Regions from separate parts of the Homo sapiens genome. Here region 2 is linked to region 1. Evidence: read pairs that join two places in POLR2A ChIA-PET (ENCODE). Cell type or tissue: OCI-LY7. All regions are shown on one strand. Each heading gives the region's core, and the rest is flanking DNA. Links, peaks and the distances in the headings are about the cores only. Region 1 has its middle 19 kb from the start of RBSN. Region 2 has its middle 18 kb from the start of SLC6A6.

The links. ChIA-PET counts read pairs that join two places held together with the same protein. Peaks named below come from ENCODE experiments on the same cell type or tissue, not always from the same donor. Only the 100,000 strongest peaks of a DNase experiment are listed, where the experiment ranks them.
Region 2: POLR2A ChIA-PET joins it to region 1 with 6 read pairs; 1 of 35 experiments calls an interaction of 5 or more read pairs at or near these places.

Annotation. Positions count from the first base shown.
Region 1 is chr3:15,113,569-15,121,894 of GRCh38, reverse strand. No RefSeq gene overlaps it. Among named protein-coding and RNA genes, the nearest start is that of RBSN, 19 kb to the right of the region's middle. In OCI-LY7, for the core only: CTCF peaks have their summits at 2,905 and 3,107 (motif pointing left); a DNase peak (open chromatin) is centred at 3,074.
Region 2 is chr3:14,380,817-14,389,142 of GRCh38, reverse strand. No RefSeq gene overlaps it. Among named protein-coding and RNA genes, the nearest start is that of SLC6A6, 18 kb to the left of the region's middle. RefSeq lists an enhancer at 5,664-6,189. In OCI-LY7, for the core only: no CTCF peak of the experiment used is centred there; DNase peaks (open chromatin) are centred at 742, 1,003, 4,532, 5,182 and 1 weaker place; H3K4me3 peaks cover 1,347 bases; H3K27ac peaks cover 5,254 bases.

The sequences.
Region 1 (8,326 bases), core at 3-8,002:
TCTGCGAAGTCCCTTTGGTCATGTAAGGTCACATTCCTTGGTTCAGGGGATTGGGACACGGGCATATTTGGGGGCCATTATCAGCCCACTACCCTCCCCACCTTCCTTCTTTTTCTCTCCTTCCCACAGAGGTCGGACCTGCTTCATGGTCTGATGACTCTCCCAGTTGCCTCCAGACAAAATATAGAATGCTCAGTCAAATTAGAATGCCAGATTATCGATGAATACTTTTAAATATGAGTATGCATGGGACATATGGCATGGGACGTAGTTATAGTAAAATGTATTCATTGTTTATCTGACATTCAAATTTAACTGGATGTCCTGTATTTTTGTTTGCTAAACCTGGCCACCTTCAAGTAGTTCCTTCCCCATTTTCCTTCACAGGTATTTTCCCCAATAAATCTCTTGCACGTCTGATCCCACATTGGTGTCTGTTTTGCAAAGGCCTCCAACTAGCACATGATGAGAATTGAATGAGAGAGCACACTGCAAGATCACAGAGCAGTGCCTGTCCCCAGGAAGTAATCGTTTGCTCTTAGCCAGCAGGCACAGCCAAATATTACCAACTGGTGTGTGAACCTAGGCTGGCTGACTCCCTAGTCTGGGCTCCCTCACCCCTCACCCCTATACTTAGCAGGTGCTCAAAACACATTTCATGAGAGAGGTATGTATTTGTTTGCACGTTTACAGATGAATTCTGGGAGGATGCCAAGCATTGGTGGTTGCCCTGGAGAGGGCCTGCTGGCCTGGAGAAGTATGAAAGTGAGACTCACTTTTGGCTAAATGACCTCACCTACCCACCTTTTGAATTGAAACCATACAATTGTTATTACCTATCACAAAACTTAAAATTTAAACTTATTTTGAATTGAACTAAATTCATTGCAGTTTTTATATCCTGGAGGCTCAAGGCGTGCAGGAGACCCAACTAAGAGCCATTGAACAGACGGAGGCCCCACATTTGCTCTGAGAGGCACTGGTTGGAGGTAGCAAGTGTTCCCACAAGTTCCTAAAGTTGCTTTTTTTTTCCACCCAGCTGCTCCCGAAAGTACTTTTGAAAGACCAAGTTCTTGCACCAAACAACACTTTGATGTCAGACGACCCTGAGGATCTCCCTAATCATTACACGGCAGTGCTCCCAGTCCATCTAGGGTCTTCTTTGGGAGGCAAGGAGCTGGCGTGGAGGCAAAGGGCGTCTTTCACCTTCCCTCACATTTTGCCCACCAGCAAACGAGGAGGAGGAAGGGCTTGTGTCAGGGAATTGGATCACAAAAGCTCAGCACTCAAAGAGGCCTAAAGGTCAGTGCAGGTAGGAAAATTCTCCCTAACCTCCCTCACCCGACATTTCCTCAGTCCATGCTTGCCTGCCTCCAGGGATGGGGACCTCATTCCCTCAGACACAGCACAGCTGTTCTAACCAGCACAGCTCTGCCGGGAAGAAAGTGTTTTTCTCTCTGAGCTGAGACCTGGCACCCTCTGACTGCCCCCTGACATCCCTGTGGATCCTTGCTCTGCCCTCTGGGCTCCCAGGCCCTGTGAGCTCACTGCAGAGGAGCCCGCAGGCTGCCTTCTCCAACTCTACAGAGACTGGGCCCTTCCTCGCCTCCTGCTTGCCCTGGGCAGGCTCAGCCTGGTTCTCTTGCAGGACGAGGCACCTAGGAATGGGATGACAGCCAACAAGTCTTCAGAAAGCCCCTGGCAGGGCTGGAACTCCGAGAAAGGGGCATGATAGTTTGCAGGAACTCCCCTGGATGAGCCCTGTGAAAGCCTAAGTATCCCATGCAGAGGTCAGATGGTCTTAGGTAACCAGAACCCCAGGTGCCCCACCCCCAATTCTGCACCTCTCCAGTCTGCACAGGGCTGGGTACTCTTAGCCAAAGTCAGAGCTGTGGCACTGGTGTCTCCACTTGAACACCTCCTTCTGTTAACTTATTCTTGTTTCTTTTTTTTTAAAGACTTACTTATTTTTATATTTTAATTTAATTTAATTTTCTCTAATCCCATGACAAATTTTAGAAATGACTTATTTTGGCTTGGTGTAGTGGCTCAGCCTGTAGTCCTAGTGCTTTAGGAAGCTGAGGTTGGGAGGATCACTTGAAGGCAGGAGTTGGAGACCAACCTGAGCAACACAGTGAGTGAGACCCTATCTCGACAAAAAATTAAAATATTACCCGAGTGTGGTGGCAAATGCCCATAGTCCCAGCTACTCGAGGGGCAGGGGTGGGCAGATTGCTTGAGCCCAGAAAGTTTGAGGCTGCAGTGAGCTATAATCACACCACTGCACTACAGCCTAGGCAACAGAGTGAGGTCCTGTCTGTTAAAAAAGACAGATAAAGAGAGACTTATTTTTTAAAGTAAAAAAATCCAGAAGATCCAGAGGTAGCTACTTTGACGAGTTTCTCGAGTGTTCTGCTAGAGCTTCTCTAAGCATTTATAGCAGATCCGGGCCGTTCTTGACCTGGGAGAGATCCCTCACCTCCCTTTATGCGCAACCCTGGATGGCAGCTTTTATTCCCCGACTGCACGGTCCTTTGCTGGGTGGCCCCCCTCTGCCACAGCTGTGGTAGGTTGGCCCCTGGTTCTGCACAGAGTGATTCTGAGCGGTCCATAGGTTTAAGCTTTAACGATGCAGTGTTTATTTAAAAGCCTATTAAAGAAAACAGACTAGTGCCTCCAACCCATCATTTCACACCTGCCTCGAATGGGGTTAATTTTTTTTTTTTTTTTTTTTGAGACGGAGTCTCGCTGTGTTGCCCAGGCTGGAGTGCAGCGGCGCGATCTCGGCTCACTGCAAGCTCCGCTTCCCGGGTTCACGCCATTCTCTCGCCTCAGCCTTCCGAGTAGCTGGGACTACAGGCGCCCGTCACCGCGCCCGGCTAATTTTTTGTATTTTTAGTAGAGACGGGGTTTCACCGTGTTAGCCGGGATGGTCTCGATTTCCCGACCTCGTGATCCGCCCGCCTCGGCCTCCCAAAGTGCTGGGACTACAGGCGTGAACCACCGCGCCCGGCCCAGAATTCTTTCAAGTTCCACCCGGAGCGCCCCGGGCCTCTCGTGGGGGAAGGCAAGTGTCGGGCGCCCCCTGCTGGCGGGAGGAGCCGCGCGCTCGCGCTCAGGTGGGATTTGCTCCCGGACTCGGGGTCTCAACGTGCCGGAAAGGTTGGTTGCTCCAGGCTGAGTAAGAACAGTGAACAGGAAGAGGCTATTTAAAGCAGGCGGCTGGGAGCATAGGCTCAGGACGCAGGCAGAAGACGATGCCCCAAATTCTGATCCTCAAAGTGCCACCCAGGCCCAAACAAAAATAGGAGCGGAAGACAGCGGCCAGACACCACGGGGGCGCGGAGAAGGCTCTTATTAAAATGTCTAATGCACTTGGTGATATTCCTGTTTTATCCCTGATTGAAGTCTTACGGTCCCCACACATGGTCTTCTGCTCATGAAGGTGAAGGTCATTCATAGCACAGTAATTAATTCATTCAGCAAATAATTCCTGGGCCCAACCCCGTGCAGGGCACTGAGGGATAATAACAAAAAGCGTAATAGCTCACATTTATAAGGTCCTATGCAGCACTCTAGAAAGTAATGAAGAAAATAATAGGCTGGGTGCGGTAGCTCATGCCTATAATCCCAGCACTTTGGGAGGCTGATGGGTGGATTGCCTAGGCCTAGGAGTTGGTGATCAGCCTGGGCAACATAAGGATACACCGTCTCTACAAAAAATAAAATTAGAAAAAAATTTAGCTGGGCATGATGGTGCACGCCTGTGGTCCCAACTACTCTAAGGCTGAGGTGGGATCGTTTGAGCCCAGGAGGTCGAGGCTGCAGTGAGCCATGATTGCACCACTGCTACAGCCTGGGTGACAGAGACTTTGTCTCAAAAAATAAACCAAAAAAAAAAAAAAAGAAGAACAGAAAATACTAATAGCTCACACATTTATTGAGTGCCAAGCGCTGTTCTATGTGCTTTGCACCTATTAACTCTTTTAATCCTTATGCAATAAGAGGAAGGTTCTTATTATTACCATTTTGTAGGTGAGGAAACTGATACACAGAGAAGGCAAATAACTTACTCAAGTTCTCACAGCTGGGATGTGGTTGATGCATGGATGACTAAAACAGGGCTCCGTCCTTGGAGAAGCCCACAGTCTAATTGGGGTGACAGACCTGGGACATATATATATGTAATTGAGGACTCACAAGGGATGAAGTGTCATCTCTGTCTGGGAGGGTTAGAGCAGAGCAGACCCTTTGAAATGGGAATTTGTCAGGCTCAGAGGAGATAGGAGAAGAGGGAAGGGCACACTAGGCAGAGGAATGGCAGGTGCATAGGTAGGGTGGCAGAAAAGTGGCACAGCTTCTGCCATAAATAGAACACAGTCTGATTAGAATGAGGGAAAGACACCATCAGTGCTAGAAACCTGTGTCTGGAACTGACCATGAATGGCACTCAGCCCAAGGCTCTGTGAAGTGCGCCTAGGGTCTCGAACTCAAGGGTCACACTTCTGAGAAATGACAGCATGCTTTCAGGGAAAGGGAAGGAGAACTGGGTGTTCTCTGTGTCTGCTTTGCCATGAGGCAGGGTCCAGCGGGGAAGAGGACCCTGGAGGCACCACGTGGCTGGCTCCTGCCCTGTTCCTCCTATCAGCTTGTGCCAGAGGAACAACTAGCTTTCCAGATGACCCATGTCCAGCCTAGGGCCTGCTCCTGCTACACACTAGTGTGGGGAAAAGAGAATGTGAAAGCCTGTCAGTCAGGAGGACCAAGGCTTCCATCCTGGCCCCACAAGTCCCTTACACTCTCCAAACATCAGCTTCCTGATGTGTAAATTGGTGACTAACAGCCACCTTGCAGGGTTATCATTTTAGTTAGAATAGAGCTAGGTATTGGTGGTATACTGAGCACAAAAATGGCCCAGTCTCTATCATGGGCTGAGTCGTGCCCCACCCCCCATTCCTATGGTGAAGCCATAACCCTCAGTACCTCAGAATGTGACTGTATTTGGAGACAGGGTCTTTAAACAGGTGATTAAGTTAAAACAAAGTCATTAGGGAGGGCCCTGATCCTTATAGGAAGAGGGAATTAGGACACACACACACAGAGGGAAAAACACGTAAAGACACAAGGCAAAGACCGCCAAGGAGAGAGGCCTTGGAAGAAACCTACCCTGCTAACACGTTGATCTTGGACTTTCAGCCTCCAGAAGTGTGAGGAAATAAATGTCTGCTGTTTAAGCCACCCAGTCTGTGGTACATTGTCATGGCAGCCTAGCAAACCCTCTGCCTCTTTTAGTTCCTTCCAGAAAGAGGTGGGTCTATTTCTCCTTGAATCTAGGCTGGACTTGGGAGTTGCCAGTAAAAGGCTGGAATGCAGCAGAAGTGATAATGTGACAGTATGAGCTTAGGCCTCAAGTGACCTCTTGTGCTTCTGCTTGTTATCTTTTTGTGAATAAGCCTGGGCCAGCCTGCTGGCAGTTGACAGAGCACATGGAGGAGAACTCATTTATCCTGGTTCAGGCCATTCTAGACCAGTCAGCCCCAGAATAGGTGAGAGAGCTTTGCTAAGACCCGCAGGGCTGCCCCTGCCCTCAGTCCACAGCCAATCTCAGATGCACGAGAAAGCCCAGCCAAGGCCAGAAGAACTGCCCAGCTGATCTGTGAACTAAGAAAAGTAAATGCTTATTGTTGAAAGTCAGTAAGTTTAGGGATGTTTGTTACACAGCAATAGCCAACTCTGCAGCTCTGTAACAAGTGACTCCCCTCCTGAAACCAGCCTCCTAACTCTCAGCCCATGTGGGCCAGTGCCTAGCACAGGAGGCCTCTCTCTCTTCCCAGAAGATACCCTGTGCACAGTGATTTTGAGGAGCTTATCAGAGATGGGCACAGGAGCTTTAGAGAAGAAAGAAGGCTCTGCAGAGATGAGAGGCCAGTGGGGGTGTGGGAGGCTGCACAAAGACAGGGCCTAGCTGGGTTTTAAATCTGGATTAGATGGCAAATGTTGTAGCATTTGGATTAAGACAATTATCTGAGGCTGGGCACAGTAGCTCACACCTGTAATCCCAGCACTATGGGAGGCTGAGGCGGGTGGATCACCTGAGGTCGGGAGTTCGAGACCAGTCTGACCAACATGGAGAATCTCCATTTCTACTAAAAAAATACAAAATTAGCCAGGCGTAGTGGCGCATGCCTGTAATCCCAGCTACTTGGGAGGCTGAGCAGGAGAATCGCTTGAACCCGGGAGGCGGAGGTTGCAGTGAGCCGAGATCGCGCCACTGCACTCTAGCCTGGGCAACAAGAGCGAAACTCCATCTCGGAAAAAAAAAAAAGAAAAGAAAAGAAAAGAGAAAAAGAAAATTACCTGAAATAGACTGAGACCAGGGAGGGTGGGTCCCCCAGGACACGGAGATGTTATGTAGAAAGAGAATTGTATGCCACTGAGAAAAAAGCAATAGCTGTCCACTACAACACCAAGAATGTTGGGGACGTGAGAAGGAGCACCCAGTGAAGAGTAGGTGGGATTTGACTACCCGCAAAGGCAGTGGGAAAGGAGCCCTAACGTGTAGGGAAAACCCTGGCCTCTCCCAGATGCTTTTTCACGTCTTTCATCATTTTTAGCGTCTTATGATCCTTGCAAGTTCGCTGTGTTTAGCCATACTGGGTTGATCTGTTGGGCAGGAAAGTACTAGGCAGAAACCTAACCCTAAAGATACGCTAGGACAGCTTGTGTTCTCATGACTGAGAGAAAGAGAGAGGTGTGGAGGGAGCAGAGAAAGAGAGCAAGAGAGAGAGAGAGAGAGAGAGAGAGAGGAAGGGAGGAGCTGAGGCCATGAGATTTTCTTTTTTAATCCAGGGGGATCTTCTCCCTGGGCTGGTGACACTAGGTATCAACTGGGTTACACACTGTGGGTATTTGGATGGAGCCTCTCACACCAGCTTGCTAAACTTGGTAACCTGACAGCCTGACAAAGGCTCAGCCAGAGGTTTTCACGGAGTTTGGAACTCACTTTGTAATAGGATCATTTGCCTGACATACAGCAAGTCAGTATACCAAGACCAGGGATTGCAGCAGAGAAAGAGCTTAATAATTGTGGGTAACCAAACAAGGAGACAGGAGGAAACCTCAAATCTGCCTCCCCAAAGAATTTAGGACTAGGGATTTTAAGGGGTTTGGAGTGGGCCAAAGTGGGGAGGTCGTTGATTGGTCGAAGAGTGCAGGGTGAAGTCTTGGGACAGGGAGATGAAGAAACTGCATTCTCATGCTGATCCCGTTCCTCTGTGGGGGTCTTCATGCTGGCTGTCCTCTGCCACTCTGCTGGAATTTGCGCACTGAAGAACATCTTAAGCAATTCTTAAATAAAAGCCTTATGATTCTAACCTCAGTGGTCCTACTTATAGGAACAATGGGTTTGCAAATGGTCAGTGTCTAGTGTTAACATGACTTTTGGTTCCAAAGAAGTGGGCCAAAGCGCAGCCTGATTAACACTTAATTATAAACTATATTTCTGCCCAGAACCCAGCATGTGATGCTTGTTATCCCTGTAAGGATGGTTTCAACCTGAGAAAGAATTTCAGGCAGGGATGGCCAGCTGTCCACCAGAGATGTATGCTTCTCTTCCTGGTGTAGGCTGTTAAAGGGATGTGGCTGCCAAGCCAGGGGCTGCACTTCCCAGCCCTCCCTGCATCTGGGAGGGACTGTGTGACTGGTTCTTACCAATGAAGGTGAGAGAGAGTGATGAGTTGCTTCCGCTCAAATGGATGAGAAGTGGAGGTACTTTCTCCATTCTCTCTTCTTCCATCTATTGGCTGGACACCAACTCCCACGTGACCTTGGAAGCTCCATATTGAAAATGACAGTGGCTTTATTGTGAATGAATGACTTCATGGAGAGAGGTCTCCTCTGCCTTCCCCCTCGAACCCCCCTCCCTGCCAGGGACACCAGCATTGGCCATTACTCTGTGAGGTGTGGGCTGTTATCATCCCCATTTTACAGAACTGGAAATGGATGCTGAGAGATTAATCAACTTGCCTGAGATTGCACATTCACTCATTGAGCCTTCAATAAATGTTTGTTGAGGGCCCATTATGTGCCAGCACAGATTTAGGCAATGGGTGGCCAGGTGCTATTGCTGTGCTAGTCCTTGTGTATATAGCCCCCATTGTTACTGCGTATATTTGCAGGTAGGAGTGGCTTAATGGTCCGATAAAATCCATCTGTGAGCAGATGTTAAAGGTGTCAGGTTTCACATTCCTCAGTTAGCTATAGCCTTTTACATTCGATGTCATGCCATCCTTTGATTTCCATCTGATGGCCACCTATACAGTGAGTG
Region 2 (8,326 bases), core at 14-8,013, 730 kb after region 1:
TCATGGTTCCCTAGGATTTTCAAACTGGGTTCCATAGAGTCCCTAGGAGATCTGGGGAGATCCAGATCTCCAGACACCCAACATCACCTCCACTTTGCTCCAACCACTATAGGGGCAGTGGCAAAATTGTTTGACTAAAAGGCACCCAAATAATTTTAAAGATAAAAGCACTTTAAAATCATCAGGTTAGGCCAGGCGTGGTGGCTCACGCCTGTAATCCCAGCACTTTGGGAGGCCGAGGCAGGTGGATCACCTGAGGTCAGGAGTTCGAGACCAGCTTGGCAAACATGGTGAAACACCATCTCCACTAAAAATATAAAACTTAGCCGGGTGAAGTGGTGTGTGCCTGTGGTCCCAGCTACTCAGGAAGCTGAGGCACGAGAAACACTTGAACCCGGGAGGTAGAGGTTGCAGTGAGCCAAGATCTAGCCACTCCACTCCAGCCTGGGTGACAGAGCAAGACTCTGTCTTGAAAAAAAAAAAAAAAAATTAGGTTAGAGGATCTGTGTCTCCTCCCAGCCCCACACATTCTGATTTTAATGTACCCTCCTGCTCTGGCTAGGAAGAAAGGACCAGGGCTGCTGCTTAATTTTCTCTGGGAAGAAAGTGTCTATTTGCCTGTTTACACAGATTTCCCCCTCAGGAACGGTCCCCGTCTCAGCTGCAGAGGAAGCAGGAGAACTCAGCTTGGGCAGTGTCGCCTTTTGCTCCCAGGCTTCCACCACTCTGGGGACCTTTCAGTTCCTCTGACTCGCAGCTGCCTCCCTTCTGACCACAGGGAGCTTGCTCACACTGTTCCTTCTGCTGGGAACATTCTGACACCCTTCACTTGGCAGGTTTCTGTGCATCCTTTGGTCCTGTCCTTGGGGAAGTCTTCCCTGGTACTCCCTATGTGAGCAAGACCCCACCGCATTCCTGTTTCATAATCTATAGAACCATGGTTCATCCTGGGGTCCACATCAGACTCATCTTAGGAGCTTCTTAAAGAGATGTCTCACCCCCTGAGATGGATTCATGTGGTGTGGTGTGAGGTCCAAGAGTCTGCCTTTAAGAAACTCCCCAGCTCACTCTCATACACAGCCAAGGTTGAGAGTCACTAAGAATTATAATGATCCAGGCCAAGTGCAGTGGCTCATGCCTGTAATCCCAGCTCTTTGAGAGGCCAAGGTGGGCGGATCACCTGAGGTCAGGAGTTTGAGACCAGCCTGACTAACATGGTGAAACCCTGTCTCTACTAAAAATACAAAAATTAGCCGGGCGTAGTGGCGGGCACCTGTAATCCCAGCTACTTGGGAGGCTGAGGCACAAGAATTGCTTGAACTCAGGAGGTGGAGGTTGCAGTGAGCTGAGATCACACCATTGCATTCCACCCTGGGCGACAGAGTGAGATTCCATCTCAAAAAAAAAAAAAAATTATAATGATCCAAAGAACCCTCTATCCACAATTTCCATATTCAAAAAGTTTTGAAAAACAAAACAAAACAAAAACCCAAATTTGGTGGCAAAACTTGAAATTTTGTGAAACTATTTAGAAACAATTTAGCTCATATACTGTGGTTCTTTTTCTTTTCTTTCTTTCTTTCTTCTTCTTTATTTTTTAGAGATGGGGCTCTCGCTATGTTGCCCTGGCTGGTTTTGAACTCCTTGATCACTCAAGTGATCCTCCTGCCTTGGCCTCCCAAAGGGTTGGAATTACAGGCTTGAGCTATCATGTCCAGCCCACCTACTGTGAATAGTCATAGATTTTGCTGTAGAAATATCAATGTGATTGATTATGGGAAGCGACTCCACACCCCACTGGGGTGACGTGTAACACTTATGGAACATGCTCCGAGTTGTCCTTCTGATAGCCAGGCACATTTGGACTCAGGAACTTGGAAAGGGAACTGTGGACTCTGGGCTATAGTTGATGATGGCTGACTTTCTAGACTGTGTCCATGTGCTGGGCTGGAGAGAAGTACTTTACGCGCTGTCTTCTCAAATCCTCATTACCTGGGAAGAAGGCATAATTTCCAAACACATTTCATAAGGAGGAAATCAGAGCTCAGAGAGAGAAGTAACTGGCCCAAGGTCTGACAGCTAGAAAGTAGGAAGGATGGAGTTCCACCCAGGCAGGCCCCAAAGCCCCTTCATTTCACAGCCTTGGTCCTTAAGTGGAAACATCATTTGAGGGATGGTGCCTGTGGCATCTGTGTGTGCTGCTAGTTGGGGTGAAGACCAGGTCTGCATGGCTTACCATCGGCTCCTGGGACCCAGCAGGGTGTCTGGTGTGTGCTGGGGGCCCAGAGTTCCCTTGGGCCAGGGTGGCAAAGCTGGCGCACTTGTCCCCTTTCCTCGGAGACCTGCATTTGGCCAGGTGCCCTGTGCCTTGGCCATCCTTCAAGCCCGAGGGACAGATTTAGTGCCCTTAATCCTCCTCTTCAGTCAAGCCCCTGCTTGTCACCGGCCTGCCTGGGACCCTTGGAGCAGCCCTCCTGGTGAGGCCTGTCTCTCCAGTCTCAAAGGCCTGAGCTCTACCCGTAGAAAGGAGCCGAACAAAGGTACCTCAGTCTGGGTCTGTGGAGCGGGTGCTGGACTGGGAATCCACCTGGCCGTTTTGTTCCTACTAGCTGGGTGACCACGTGGCAGATTGGGAAGTGGCCATAATACTTGACAGCCCTCCCCGTCAAGAGGCAGGATGCATCTGGGCTGACCCTGTGTCTTGCTTGGGGTAAGAGAATGTGGTGGGAACATGGGTGCCTAGAGGCCTCTCAGCTTCTGCTCTTGACACCAAGAGTAGCTGAGATTACAGGCGCCTGCCAACACACCCGGCTAATTTTTGTATTTCCCTTGCCATGGGGACCAGAGGCCATGTGGGGGGAGGCCCACCCGCTGACTACCTGCTCATAAGGAGCCCCTCCAGGCCAGCAGCAGACCCACCCAACTGAGCCAAGCCCAGACGGCCAACCTGCAGAACTGACAGCCAAATAGATCTTTATTGTTGAAACCCCTTACTTTCTGGATAGCTTGTTACACAGATTAAGCTAACAAACACCTTCCACTCCAATCCTCTCTAGGCTGGTGAGGAGTAAATAAGATGACACTTTGGACAGTGCCCGGCACAAAGGATGCCCAATAAATGCTGATATTCTCCTGCTTCTGTGTCAAAATACTTGTTATCGACCCAAAGAAAAGGAAGGAAGCCTCTCCTCATGGTGATTTTTACTACTATTACATTTCACCCGGGACTGGTTCCCTTCTCCTTGCCTTGGTTAAGGGAGAGGCTCCTGTTGGTGCTTTGGGGTTAGATGTCCCTCAGGAAAGCCTTCCTTGACCAGGGTGTTAGACCATGGGGAACTCACAAGAACACCCAGGAAAAGCATTCATTAAGAGAGACAAGAATTCCAACTTCAAAGGAGTCAGTCTCAGAAGAGGAGCTCATAAAAAAGCCTGAAGAGGAATGGCAGGAGGCTGAAGGAAACCAGAAGACGGAGTGTCATGGAAGCCAAAAGAAGAGCGTGGGAATCAGGAGGGAGGGAGGTGAACAGAGTCGAAGGAAGGTTCAGTGCAAGAGGATTAACAGGTGATGTGGATGTGCCTACCTGGAGATCAGCCCTCCCTGGCCCTAGCGAGATGGGATTCCATGGAGTGGAGGTGCTGGAAGTGGCTCAAGGAGGAAGCCACATGCACACGTGAAGGGCTGAAGCACATGCATATTATGTTTTCAAACACTGTCTTATGTATGTGTTTCTTCAGCTTCCGTCCAGGATTGCCTTCTGTGCTAGGGACTGGGGGTGGCAGAAGTAAATGGGACAGTCTGCGCATTTCTCTAAGAGATGTGAGGTCCATCAGGAAACACAAAGATGAAGGAGGAATGAATAAATGACAGATGATGAGTGAAGTCTCACTGGGGACCCCACCAAGGGACCCCAGCACAGAGAGTAGGGCAGCCCCACTGGCATGTCTGAGCTGTGTGATCTTGGGCAAACGACCTCACCGCATGGGCCTCTGCGTCCTCACCTAGATCGTGGAGCTGGGACAGTGCCCAGCACTTTAGGCTCTTTGGTAAGGAGGAGCGGTGAGATCCCACAAAGGGACAATGCTGTGGGTGTGAGCGGCTCCCCTTGGCCGGCAAAGCCTCCAGGGAGCTCTGCGCTTCACCTTTTTTTATTTTTATAAAGCATGTCTGGGCGGGTGTGGTGGCTCACGCCCTGTAATCTCAGCGCTTTGGAAGGCCTAGGCAGGTGGATCACGAGGTCAGGAGTTCAAGACCAGCCTGACCAAGGTAGTGAAACCCCGTCTCTACCAAAATACAAAAATTAGCCGGGTGTGTTGGCAGGCACCTGTAATCTCAGCTACTCAGGAGGCTGAGGCAGGAGAATTGCTTGAACCTGAGAGGCAGAGGTTGCAGTGAGCCGAGATCGCACCACTGCACTCCAGCCTGTGCGACAGAGCAAGACTCCATCTCAAAACAAACAAATAAACAAAAACCATGTCTGACCAGGTGGATGCCTAGTTTTATGTTTCTTTTTAGAAAGAAAAAGGAAGTGGAGAAAGGCTTACATGGTGGGGGGTGGGGGGAGGCAGGAGGAAGGAGAGGATGGGGGTAATGGCAGCAGCAATGTTGTCTTTGTTGGCCATCAATTCGTTTAATCCTCACAATAGCCTAATGAGACTAGTGCTATTATTAGCCCCACTTTGCCAACAAGGAAATAATCTACCTGGGAGTGGGTCAGAGGCAGGACTGGAATCCTGGCTGCCTGACTCCAGAGGAGGCACAGAGTTGGTGCCTGTCTGTGCAGACAGCGCCAAGGATCAGGAGCTCACAGCCTTGTGCAACAAAGGGTTGAGCCCTACCTTCTCGAGTTGTCTAGGGGCCTCCCATCTCTTGGTGCTTTCCTGCTTCTCTTTTTTTGAGATGGAGTCTGGCTCTGTCACCCAGGCTGGAGTGTAGTGGCACGATCTTGGCTCACTGCAACCTCTGCCTCCTGGGTTCAAGAGATTCTCCTGCCTCAGCCTCCCGAGTAGCTGGGATTAGAGGCATGCATCACCACACCCAGCTAATTATTTTGTATTTTTAATAGAACCAAGGTTTCATCATGTTGGCTAGGCTGGTCTCGAACTCCTGACCTCAGGTGATCCTCCCGCCTCAGCCTCCCACAATGCTGGGATTATAGGCATGAGTCACCACGCCTGGCCGCTTCCTGTTCCTTCTTAGGGCTTCAAGGCACCAGGTGGTCAGTCCCAACTCAGTCTCTCCCCCAGGCCCCTGCCACCTTTGGAGACTGTCCTAATAGGCGCCCAAGACCCTAGCCCTGACTTGGGTCCTACCTCCCTGCCAGCAAAACTGGCCTGTCCTGTGTTCCAGGCTCAGGGCCACAGCTGGGCCAGGGCTCCCTGCTGTGGTCATTTCTAGCAAGGGGGCAGGAAGGGAATGGTCATGAGAGTGTGGCTCCTGGGAGTCCCACTAGGCCATGTCCTGGGTGCTTGGGCCTTCTCTGTGAAATGACATCCTGGCCAGGACCCCAACTCACAGGGCTCAGCACCTGTTCCTTAGGGCTCTCCCCTTCCTCCAGCCCTTTTGGGCACGATCACTGCAAAGGCTGAGGGGTGGGCTCTCAGGCCCGGGGCTAGGGGCTAGGAACAGCTTGATGCTTTGAGCGGGCACCAGCCAGCCTCCCAGTGGCTCCCTGGAATCTTGTGGGAAAAGCACCTGTGTGTGAGCATAGAATGTGCCATGGAAGATGCCAGCCATGGCCCGGGAGAGTTAGAGGCACTGTGATCCTGTTCAACTCAGTCATTGCCTTGGGTCAGGGGTGGAGCTGACTTCAGAGCTGGGCCAGGCTGACCCCTCTGTCAGGAAAGCTACAGCTTCGTGGGCATGGGGGCCTTGCCCAAGACCACACACAGGTGAGTGGAGGGGAGGGGAGGAGGGGTTCATCAGCGTGGTCCTTTCCAGGCATAGCAGTAGCGCTGATATTGCCACCCCAGAGCTTGGAGCCAGGGAGAAGGCTGTTCCCTCTTTCTGCAGTGCTGTTCCCACAGGCCCCCTGCGCAACCTCCGCCTCATGCTGGCAGCTCACAGGACTGTCTCCCAACCTCCCCGGTCCGTCTTCCCTCACCTCCTCTCTACCTCCCAGGGTCTTTCCTGAAGATCTCCATGGCTGTTTCTTCAGGCTCTGTGGGGACTTTCTGCATCCCCTCTCCAGGGCAAAGTTCACACTGAAGCTGTGCTTGCCGTGTGTTGATGCGTGTCACCCTCCGGACAGCTCCATAAGTGCAGGCTCTACCCTCCCTCCGTAAAATGTGGTCTCCACGCCCCCTGCCACGGGGCCATGTGGACCTCCCATGGTCCACCTGGATCAGTGTGGGGAAAGAGCCTGGAGCAGACCTCGTGCCCGGCCAGGGCCCAGCATATGTGGACACTGTCACTGTGACTGCTAAGGTCCCAGTTGCACAGACAGGGAATGGGCTCCAGGGGCAGAGGACAAAGCTCATCAGGACAGAGCTGGTGGGGTGCAGCAGGGGTGTTCTGGCTCCCAAGTCCACCAGGACCACGCTGTTAACCTTTCCACGATTTGGCTTTCACCCATTTACTGCATTCAGTGGATGTTGGCCCAGTGGCGTGGGAATCTGAGACTGAGATATTGCACGTTTGATTTAGGGTAGGCAGAACTTTCCATCTGTGCTATGAAGTGCTGATGTGGGTTGCCAGGGACAGAAGGGACTTCCTTCCTGGGTGGCTTTCTCCCAAAAGAAATGGCCCCACAAGCCTCAGCCTCCAGAGCTGTCTCTGAGTCTCCCCTCTGTGTCCACAGCCCTGCACCAGCCTCCTCCATGGTCTCCTGGTCTCCTGGTCTCCATCTCACTCCTCTGGTACTCTCAGCTTCTCTAAGATGCTTCTGCCCTTATCCCTATAATCTTCAGCAGCTCCTCTTTGCCTGTGAAACAGAGAACAGTACTCCAGCACTCCGGTGGCCTTCAGATCTGGCCCCACCCTCCTTTCCAGCTCTCCTCCTCCTTCTTCTTGCCCACATGTGCCTGGTGCTCTGCCCTCCTTGTCCTTGCTCCCTCTGTGCCCCACCTGACACTTTCTCCACCTCCACTGAAATCCGCTCCACGCTCCAAGCACCGAGCACTACCCCTCTCCGTGAAGCCTTGCTGTATCTCCCCGCCCAGCGGAACCTCTCACACACCAGGTTCTGCCCATCCTGCCCTCGCAGACTTTCCACTTACAGAGATTTGAGGCTTGGACCAGCCAGGAGTGGGAAGTCATTCCACCACTCTGATTTTCTATTGCCCCATCTGGAGAATAGGGTTTGAGGCCACCAGCTGTTCCCCACACCTGCTGGAAGGCCCAGATGCAAAAGAGCCTCACCATCTCCAAGTTTCAGAAATGCACTATGTCCACCCCTGGCCTTGTCTTCCAGTGGCCGCCCCCTTTCCTCTTGGCCAAGAGAACTCTTATTTAGGGGGAGGGGTAATAGGCACCACCACAGGGGACCTATCTGTATTGGTTCAGCAGTACCAGCCATCCCATTCTCTGTGGCCAACAACAGGCCTGTGGTGGGCATGGGACTAGGTTCTGGCCAATGAGACATAAGAGAAAGTCTGCGTGGGGCCTTTTGGGAAAGATTTCCCATCTGGAGAAAAGAGGGATTCCTCTTTGTGCAGGGGGAGCATCCATTTCCCCACTTCTCCCAGCTCCAGGGTTGACCAGTGAGAAAGTTATGTGCGTGCGTGCCTGCATGCGTGACTGTGTGTATATGTGTGTGCCTGTGTGTGCATGTGTGCCTGTGTGTGTGTAGGGAGGTTTTGGGGGCAGGGAGAACGAGGGAGAGATTGAAGGGGCTGAGATCAGAGGAGGCAGGGGCTGGATGACATAGCCTCACAGGCCATAGCCAGGACCTTAAATTTTATTCATTGTACCCTCAACCCTTTTTAATAAAAATGTCCTAAAATATAGAAAAATTTAAAGACTATAGAATAAGCACTCATATATACCCAACCTAGGTTCCACCACTGTTCATATTTTGGTGCATTGCCCTTTTTTTGCCTAGCCATTGGAAGGTAACTTGCAAACTTCGTGCCTCCTACTTCTACATATTGTTCATGTGTCTTTTAAAGGCAAGGTTGTTCCTCCATCTAAGCAAAATACCATTATTACCAGAGAAAATCAAATTCAAATACCTCCCTAATAGTCAACCCATATTCAAATCCCAAAATGTTTCAGATACCTGGGTTAGCTGGTGGACTTCCTTCCTCCCTCCCTCCCTCCCTCATTTCCTTCCTTCCTTCCTCCCCTGCTCCCTCCCTCCCTTCCTTCCTTTCCTCCTCTCTCTCTTCC